Linked DNA regions of Homo sapiens: region 2 is linked to region 1. A link is an interaction called in ENCODE POLR2A ChIA-PET data of the cell type or tissue named here. Cell type or tissue: IMR-90. All regions are shown on one strand.

The links. ChIA-PET counts read pairs that join two places held together with the same protein. Peaks named below come from ENCODE experiments on the same cell type or tissue, not always from the same donor. Only the 100,000 strongest peaks of a DNase experiment are listed, where the experiment ranks them.
Region 2: POLR2A ChIA-PET joins it to region 1 with 10 read pairs; 14 of 35 experiments call an interaction of 5 or more read pairs at or near these places.

Annotation. Positions count from the first base shown.
Region 1 is chr5:173,816,449-173,821,448 of GRCh38, reverse strand. No RefSeq gene overlaps it. Among named protein-coding and RNA genes, the nearest start is that of LINC01485, 28 kb to the right of the region's middle. In IMR-90, no CTCF peak of the experiment used is centred here; no DNase peak of the experiment used is centred here.
Region 2 is chr5:173,878,550-173,883,549 of GRCh38, reverse strand. No RefSeq gene overlaps it. Among named protein-coding and RNA genes, the nearest start is that of CPEB4, 7.3 kb to the left of the region's middle. In IMR-90, no CTCF peak of the experiment used is centred here; a DNase peak (open chromatin) is centred at 2,759; H3K27ac peaks cover 171 bases.

The sequences.
Region 1 (5,000 bases):
TGTGTGTGTGTGTGTTACCTTTCTTCCTTCTCTTTACTCTCCTTTTCTGCCTTCTGTCGAGCACAGCCTGCCTGTGACCTCACAGCAATAAGTTAGGCCAGTGGTTTTCAAAGTGCAGTTCCCAGAATAGTAACAGCAGCATCACCTGGTTCCTGTTAGAAATGCAAATTCTCAGGCCCCACCCTAGACCTACTGAATCAGAAACTCTGGGGGTGGGGCCCAGAGCTCTGTGTTTGACGAGCCCTCCCTGTGATCCTGATGCTGTCTACACAGAATAGAAATACTGTGATAATAACACCACCACCACCTGCCTTTCACTGAGTGCTTTCTGTGAACACTTACTAAATGACTATGACCCTCATAGCCAGTCTGATGAGGGTGCCATAACTTGCCCCATGTTACAGAAGGGAAACTGAGGTGTGGAGGCCAGTGGTTCGAACAGACCCCACAGCTGGTGTATGACAGTGCAGACACAGGATTTGAATTGAGTTATCTTTACTGGAGCACCCATGGTTGCAACTGTTTGGCTATGCAGCTTCTTTTTCTACTTCAGCCCAACTGATGGCTTGAAGTCTTTGGCTTGGAAATATTCTGTCCTAATCTCTCATTCGTTCATTCATTTATTCTGGATTGAGCTCCTAATCTGTGCCAGGTCCCATATTAGGCACTGGAGCTGCAAAGATAACTAGGACTTGGTCGTTACTCATAAGAAGCTTATAGAATAGTTAATTTGGGTCTTGGGAAGGCAAAACAAACCAAGAACAGTCCGGATTAAGATGAATTGGGGTCAATTGAATAATTGGAAATTTGGCAGTCATAGTGGTAATTTCTTAGTGGGAAACACATGTGCTTGGATTTTTCGGGATAGTATTGGTTATGACTCAACCCCTCCCCTTTCTCATGTAACCATTTCTTCCTCATTGATTGCTCTGGAAGCAGAAATTTTATTTTATTGCTTTAGATAATAACTTGGCCTCACTTTATTTGTCAGCTGAGTTCTAATGGTGCAAAGTGGAATGATTTTCCTGGACCCACTTTTTAGGGGTATGGATGTTGTGACACTTTGGGAAACTGGAAGTGATTCTATATGACAGTTTTGTAGGTCAGAATATACATGCAACCTGGAAGTCCACTGGGACTTCTCTGCTCCTTGGAGATAGATAAACATTATATCTGTTAGAAATGCCTTTGGATGCAAGTAACTAAAAACAAGGCCCAGTAGTTTATTCTTATTTATAACAAAAAGTCCAGAATGAACAGACGATAGCCTTGGTTCAGCAGCTTGTTAATGCCGGGGCCAGTAACTCTGATTCCCTTGGCCTCTCCCCTCATGCTTGTCTCTCAGAATCACAAGATGCCCTCATAGAACCAGACATCACATCTGTGTTCAAGGCAGGATGAAGCTGTGGGGAAAGTGTTGTTATAGACAGGTTTTCTTTCTTTCTTTTATTTTTGCTGGGTGCTATAGTTTGAATGTGTCTTCCAAATTTCATGTGCTGGAAACTTAATCCCTAAATTCATATGTTGATTAGAGACGGGGCTTTTGGGAGGAAACTAGGACTAGATAAGGTCATTAGGGTGGGGCCCCCATGATGGGACTGGTGGCTTTATAAGAAGAGGAAGAGAGACCTGAACATACACGCAGTCTCTTGCCCTCTCTCCATGTGATGCCTCCTGCCACATTTTGACTCAGAACAAGGCCCTCCCCAGGGCCCATGCCATGCTCTTGGACTTCCCATCCTCCAGAACTGTGAGCTACATACATTTCTTTTCTTTATAATTTACTCAGTATGTGGTATTCTGTTATAGCAAGAGAAAATGAACTAAGACACCACGTAAGCAAAGCTTTCCCAAAGCCCCCACAATAGGCTTCCTCTTAAGTCCTATTGGTCAAAACTGTGTCATGTGGCCTTAAGGGATGCTGGAAGAATATTTGTCACAATTGGCTCAGACTCATAGTGATTTATCACTGCAGCTGGGCATGGTTCTGTGAGCAAGAAAAAGGGGAGAATGGACAATCTGTAGGAGACTAAGAGTGTGTACTACAATCACCATCTCCACTATGGTTGTCTTCTTTTTGCCATGCTAGCAAACAATGCTTTTGCCATGTGCTGGCCGCGATAATAATTGTTTTGTAGGTGTTTCCTCATCTAATTCTCAGAACAATCGTAGAGATTGTTCTTAGAGATAAAGGAGGGAGATTAAGAAAGGCCACGTGATCTGCCCAATATCACTCAGCTACTAAGTGGAAAAACTGGGATTTGGATCCAGGCTGTATGTTGCCAGAGCCCACATTTTATTATTATTGTTTTTTTGAAATGGAGTCTTGCTCTGTTGCCAGGCTGGAGTGCACTGGTGCAATTTCGGCTCACTGCAAACTCCGCCTCCCGGGTTCAAGAGATTCTCCTGCCTCAGCCTCTCGAGTAGCTGGGACTACAGGCGCATGCCACCACACCCGGCTAATTTTTGTATTTTTAGTAGAGAAGGGGTTTCACCTTGTTGCCCAGGATGGTCTTGATCTCCTGACCTTGTAATCCACCCACCTTGGCTTCCCAAAGTGCTGGGATTACAGGCGTGAGCCACCGTGCCCAGCCCAGAGCCCACATTACTTACTGCTTCAAGAGACTGTCCCCAGAGAGATGGGCATCTCTGGGCTGGAGCAACCCAGGGTTACAGGCTTGAAAGCCACAGCCCCTTTCCATCCTTTTTTGTGATTTCTCCAGGGCCATGTCCTCAAGGTCCCCAGTGTCTCCGGCTTTTCCATGCTGATCTGATGCCTATTTTAGATCCATGTGGGCTGGAAACTGAGGCTTCATTATTAGTTTTTACAAGTTATCAACTGACAACAAGCAGTTGGTTGGCTGAGTAGCTTTTACTGAACATTTGGAGGGACCAAGAAAGGAGGATCACCTCAGAGTACACAGCCTTCCGCCATCTTGCTGACTCATATTGTCTTTTCCCTTCCAATCTCTGTTACTTCCTCCCTCCTTTCCAGAATTCCTCAGGAATTACAAATTCTTTTCCTTCTGTGATGCCGAGTATTTGGGCATCTTCTCCCAAATGTGCGTAGCAGGAAGTAGCGGTTGGCGTCAGCATGGATGGGAGCTTATAAGACCAGGAGTCCTCTGTATTATTCCTGGTGTCCATTCTGCTGTGGACTTCCTGTCCTAGTCTGAGGGTGACTGGTCTCAACTGGCCTTTGGGACATCATGTGGTCACCCATCACTGAAATCCATGGTCCCAATCATTGGCTTCTGGTTCTAAAGTCTACTCACCATCAGCCCTCCTCAGTGTCTGAATGTCCCTCATGGGGAGCCTGGGAACTTGCAGAAAACTTGCATACTGTCTGCTGCCTAAGGCTCATTTATCCAGCAGTTTCCTTCTGAAAAGGCTGTATGTTGTCCCTGCACCTGCTGGACATGGCCTTGTCCACACTCCCTTTCAGCCATGCAGCCTGCTTTCCAGGTCCAGGGGAACTGCCACAAGCTGCCCACCTCCCCCACCCCGTCCCATGTTCTCAGAATCCTCTTCCCACCTGGATGTTTCCACCATACCTCCTCCAGGCTCCTCCCTGATCTAGGAAAAACAGCTTCACATATGGCTGGTCTCTTCATCCCCCACCACCATCTTCTCTGCAGAACAGTCTCAGGGGAGCAGAAGGACCACAGCTGCCCTTCCTCCCCTCTTCTCAGCCCAACACTTCCTCTAAGTGGAACGCTCTTCTCTACCCTAAGGTGGCCTTCATCCTGCCCGCTTCCCTGAGTCCTTGACAGACAGGCTGCAGGTGAATAACAACAGCAACAAACCCAACAAGTTGCCAATCAATGATGGGAGATCCGCAAATGTGATTCTTGTTTTAGTTCGTTTTCCAAACCCTTCAAAGTGCTCAGCAGAATAAAGGGTCCCTATTTAACAGTCGCCACCCTTCTGAAAAGCCAGTAAGGGTTAGAAAAGACAATTTTTTTTCCCTGTTACGTGCATTCAGTGGTGATGATTCTGGTGTTAATTATTGATTTAGTCAGTCATGGAAGAGAGGTAAAATACAAGCAAAGCAATTAAGAAATGCAACTAGTGTCAGCATGTAGGTCTCCTCTTCCTGCATCTTAGTGAGACAAACCCCTCCCAAATCCACTACCTGCAGTCACAATTTCCTGCACTCTCTTGCCCTTATATCCATCCAAGAAATTCATTTTATTCAGTTTTCCCTGCCAAACAACTCATCAAGGAAATGGAAATTAAAACAACATTGAAGTACCAGTTTTACCTGTTCTGACAAAATACATAAAATTATGGTAATATCCAGTGTGTGAACCCTTTGACAACAACTCGGCAGTGAGCTGTGGGAGCTATTAAAAAATGTTCATACCCTTTGACCTAGAATTTATCTTGCAGAAATAATCCCTGAAAGAAAAAACTGTCACATGCATGTTCATTGTAGCAATATCTGTAATAGCTCTAAATTGGTAACCTCAAAATCAAATGACAGGGAAAAGGTGAAGGAAAATACAGTACTTCGAAGCAGTGTGATATTATGCAGTCATTAAAAATGACGGGAAGATTATGTAGCAACATCAGAAGTGCTTGTAATTTGATGTTCAGTGTGAAAAAGCAGAATACCAAATTGTGTCTCTGCAAGTTCTCCCAACCGCTCACAGCCTGTGTTAACCAAATCCTGACCCGTTTGCTCTTTCCTTTCTATCTTCCTGGCCCAACTCAGTTCAGGCCCCATCGCTGCCAGCACACATGTGATGGGAGTCCTTCGTATACCACACACTCACTGTCCGCTTATGTCCCCACCTCTGGCCCTAGATGATGCATTTTTGGAGGACAGGCACTCTGTCTTATCCTCTGCTCTCTGACACATGATAAAGACTTGCTAAACGTTTGTTGAATTACAGGATCAATGGAAATAATTTTGGCTACTGTTTATTAAGCACCTACTATGCAGCGGGCACTGTCTTTGGCATTTTCCATATATTATGCCACATTATTTTATTCTG
Region 2 (5,000 bases), 62 kb before region 1:
TCACTTGCAATGCTGGGAAAAAAGTAACTTTTCAGAGGTTGCAGGGAAGCTGCAGGGTCCAGAGGTCGGAGAGCTGGGAGTCAGGGATCAAAATTCTAACCCCAACATAGCCATAAGCTCACAGGCACTGGTCCAGTTTGTCTGATGATTTCCTTATGGGCAGAATTTGAACTACAAAGAGTTTCAATTCCAAACCCTTAAGCAAAAAAAGTGCAAAGAAAGTCATCAATATGTGTAAAAACAAAAAACAAAATAATCTTTTTAATACCCAAATTTCTTACTCCCTTGTTCATGGAGTATATATATATAACTATAAAACAATAATATGAGTTAATTCCTAGGCACCCAACCTCAAATTTTAGAGTTCATCAGTTCCCAGGGGAGGTCATCACATGCAGATTCCTAGGCCCTGCCCCCAAATATTCTGATTTGGCTTTCTCATAGTATTTTTTAATAAAAGTATAAGGTACAAGGGATTTTCTAGTAATAATGTAGGAGCAGAGAAAGTCAAAAATAAAAATGGCTAGAATAAAATAGTTCCTTTCTCACATAAAAGAAGTTTAGAAGAGTTAACATAGAGCTAGTGGGTGGTTTCAATGAGTCATCAGAAACCCAGCTTCCTTCTAACTCATTGCTCTTCTCTCCTCCAAGTGTGATTTCTCCCTCATGATACAAGATGGCTGATCAAGCTCCAGCCATCATGTCTGCATTCCAGACCAAAGGACAGAGGAAAAGATGAAAAAGGACAGAACTCTTCTCTTTGAGGAAACTTTTCAGATGACACACACATTACTTCCATTCTCTGCACATTGGTCATAACTTAGTCACATACCTGGTGGCCAAAGAGATTGGAAAGTATGATCTTTATTCTGGACTCCCAAGTACTTAGTTAAAAATTGGGGTTCTATTACTAAAGAAGAAGGGGGAGATGGTAATTTAGGGGTGAAGTACTGAGACCCAGTGAGGTTTGGTGACTTACTGGAGATCTTATAGCCCAGTCAATCCTTCATTTTGCAACTGAGGAAACTGAGGCCCAAGGAAAGGCCTTGTCTAAAATAATCCAAATTTTTTTCTCCAGGTATCTTGACTCAGAATTCTGTCTCCTGCCCAGTGGTCCTTGAATTTTATCATGCATCGGCATCACCTAGAGAACTAGTTAAACCAGACTAGAATTTCTCATTCAATAAGTATGGGTGGCGCCAAGAATTTGCATTTCTAGCAATTTGCCAGGCTATGCTGATGGTTTGGTGAACACACTTTGAGAACCAGTGGTCTACAGCACCGTCTGGGTTTAATGAGAGGCTGTCAATTCAATGTGGCCAACTGTACCCATCACCCTCCCTCTAGCCCTAGTCCTCCTCCGATTTTCTCTAGCTCATTTAATGGTGCCATGATTCATTCTTTCGGTTACCTAAGCCAAACTTTGGAATCATCCCAAACTCCTCCCTCTCCCTCTCCATCCTTTTATTCTTGGTCCCTAAGTTTTCCTCCCTTTCTCTCCTTAGCATCTCCTTTTCTCCCTATCTCCTGCTTTGGTTCAAGTCTGATCATTTCTCATCTGAAATTTGTTTGGTTTTTTTTTTCAAAAGTCATTTTCAGGCTTAATGCCTGGCCTTGTCCACTAAATCTTTGTAAATGGGGAGTCTAATTACATTACTCCATTGCTTAAACACTTTGAGTGGCTCCCTGATGTACTCAACTGTATTTTTCAAACTTCAGTGTTTTTCATTACAGCGTTGCAGTTTTTGCCATGTAGGTGTAGCTCCTGCACTATCACTTATTTAATATTTTTCAGTAAGTTGACTTACTTTAAAAAAATTTAAATAAGTATACATTCAAGGAAACTTGATTCACCAACCAAAATGAAAAACAAGTACCACTTGCTATAACCAAAAGGTAATTATCAAAATTCTTTATCTTTGTTGAAAAGGAAGATTAATAAGGTTAGAGAGAGTAAAGACTTCCTAAGCCAATTTTTTTTTCCTTTTTTTTTAACAGACAGGGTCTCTCTCTGTCACCTAGAGAAAGTACAATGGCTCTCTCACCTTGTCTCACTGCAGCCTCCCCTTCCTGGGCTCAAGCCATCCTCTCACCTCAACCTCCTGAGTAGCTGGGACCACAGGTGTGCATCACCATGCCTGGCTAATAATTTTTTAAATTTTTTGTAGAGGCAGAGTCTCACCATATTGCCCAGGCTGGTCTCGAACTCCTGGGCTCAAGTGATCCTTCCACCTTGGCCTCCCAAAGTGTTGGGATTATAGACGTGAGCCACCTAGGCCAATTTTGAAAGATCTTCTTTATGTAATTAGAAGGACTGAAAGAGAATGGGAACAGAGCTAAATGTCTGGTTGTGTGATTCAAGATTATGCATTGCCTTATATGTGTGCTGCCTCCAGTCATCTGATGTATCCCACTGGGAAAGGACCCATTGCCTGGAAAGCACTGCTAAACTCCTTTAATGTGGCATCAGGGCCCTCAACAGCCTGGCACCTGCTTGACGTCTCAGCATCATCCCTTGCAACCCTTTAAGAGCATTGCTTCAAGCACCCTGAAAAACTTGTGTTTCCACAAACTTGCAATAAGTCATGAATGCTATTTGCAGCAAGTAACACAGTGCCTTAAACAATTGGAGGTTACTTCTCTCACACATCAAGAAGGCTGGAGTGGGTGGTTGCTGGTGCTGGAAGGCTAGTGATGTCAGGGATCTGGGTTGGAATCTCTAGACGTTTTTGGTCTTCCCTCCAAGGTCTTAAGAAATCTGCCACAGTCCCTGTCATCACACAGGCATTCAGAAGCTAGAGGGAAAGGGCTGCAAAGAGCCTAGAGTTTCTCATCATGAACATTCCTCTGATCAGATAGGAAAGGCCTTTTCCACTTGCTCACTCCCTATTACATCTTTTTGGTCAGAGCTGGGTCACATTCCTTGATCTAGATCAGACATGGACCCACCTTCCCTGAGACCAAAGGAGCTCAACCTGAAACATAAACAAAATCAGGACTCAGCTAGCAAAGGAGGAGGGAAAGGCTCTGGAGGAATCAACAAGTGTCTCACATGCCCACCATAAAATTACCGTAGGTCTCGCCTGCTTTGTTTGCCCGGGGAGCTTCTACTAAGCATGCATGGCCTTCTCTGCCCTTGGAGCAGAAGTGAGTGTCTTCTCCTAGTTGGCATGGACACTTAGCGGCATAATTGACAATTATGGAATTGACCATTTAGAGCCTACCTACTGGAGTTGCTCCTCCAGGTCAGGGACTCTTCTTTTCTCCTTGGTGTTCCCTGGGCCCAGCATTTTGTCCAGCACATAGTAAGCGTTTAATGAGTGTTTGTTGAATTAAGGCTGAATTAATTAATTTGTTTCTTCTATGCAAGTCACAAACAAAGTCCAAATACTAAATGTTAGGATGAATTACAAGCGTGCTTTGGAACATTTTACAAACAGTGCTCTCTATTTCATTGCTGTTTTGTGTTGTTTTGGAGGAAAATATAGCAATTTCCTAAGAGCATATGTGAAGTTACTGTTAGCATAAAACTTCTACCACACTGCTGATCTTACAGCAAATCAGTCACTGTAAATCCTGGAGAGTGATTTTATAAACTTAGTAAACCATTTCCATCTTGTGTGAAACACATTATATGGGTAATAGCTTCATTTGGCCGAGTCATCTTAGGTACAGTTCCACGATTGCATTAAGCTAGTTTTTATTGATGTACCCTCAATGTTAAACAGCTTCTTAATGAAGTGGATTGCCTTGAAGCCTTTGGATAGTGCATGCACACACACACACACACACACACATAAAGTTATCACCACCCAAAACAACTGCTGAGGCAGTAACGATGTAATATTAATGAGTAATATCACATACAATTGGATGTGCTAGTTTCTAATGTTGTTGAGTTGATTCTCAGTAATGGGCTTCTTGAAATCACCTGGCCCCCAAAGAAGTACCTTCAGATTCAGCAGCCCATGTAAAATATAATAAGTGCATAAATAATTTATCAAGGGAAATAGGTAGCATTATGGCCACAATTCGGTGCTGCTGTTATTTAAAAGCCTGGCAGCTTGGTAGTTAGAAACCACTATGTCCAGGGGTGTTGTAATTCACCATTTGCTCAGAGTTCAAATGAGACAGAAGAGAGCTCCAGGCCCCTGGCTCATTTTTTATTTAGAGGCAATTTTTAAAAATCCATTCAGCCATTTAAATTCCAAAAATAGAAACAGGAAAAAGAAATAAACATGCTTCAAAGTTAGCAATTTAGAGACTGCTTGGAGTCTTCATTAGGCAGGGTCTGGAATATTTTTTTTAAGCAACATTCTACAAACTTGGAAATGCAAGTTCCAAGTGAGAGTGGTGAGAGTTTAATTATTAGTTTCATTGTGTGTGTGTTTCTTTTAAACCCATATATGGTGGTTTCTGAGGCAGTATTTTTCAAATCCTAGTCCTTTGTATATACTTGATACATAATTTGTATTGTATTATTGTACTACATATCGTATTTATTATTCATTCAACATTGTTTGTAAATGGACTCAATATTTTAGAACTTAAGTAAATAAGTTAAAAGGAAAATTCCGTATTACTAATGTAAATGAAAAATCAATATGATATGCCATAAGAAGTTACTGTTATTTATTTTTCCTAATATACACTGAAATAAATGCATATTGAGTGGAACAAATGTCTAGAAATCAAAATAAGAGACAGTTCCTCTGTGTACTATCCAAAAGAGCTCAAGGACATTTAGGGAGGCACCGACTTCCTGGTTAAGAACACAGACCTTTCAGAGCAGGCAGGATTGGCTCAAGTCCCACCTCTCCCATTTGCCAGCTGAGAGACTTGTGAGCAGGTCTTTTTGTCTTTCTGAACCTCAGATTCAGCATCTGGAAAATGAGGATAACATTTTTTGAGCAGTTAGTTGAAAGGATTATACGAGGTAATATGTATAAAGCTCTTAGCATCGTACCTAGCCTATAGCAAATGTCCAAGAACTATCATCT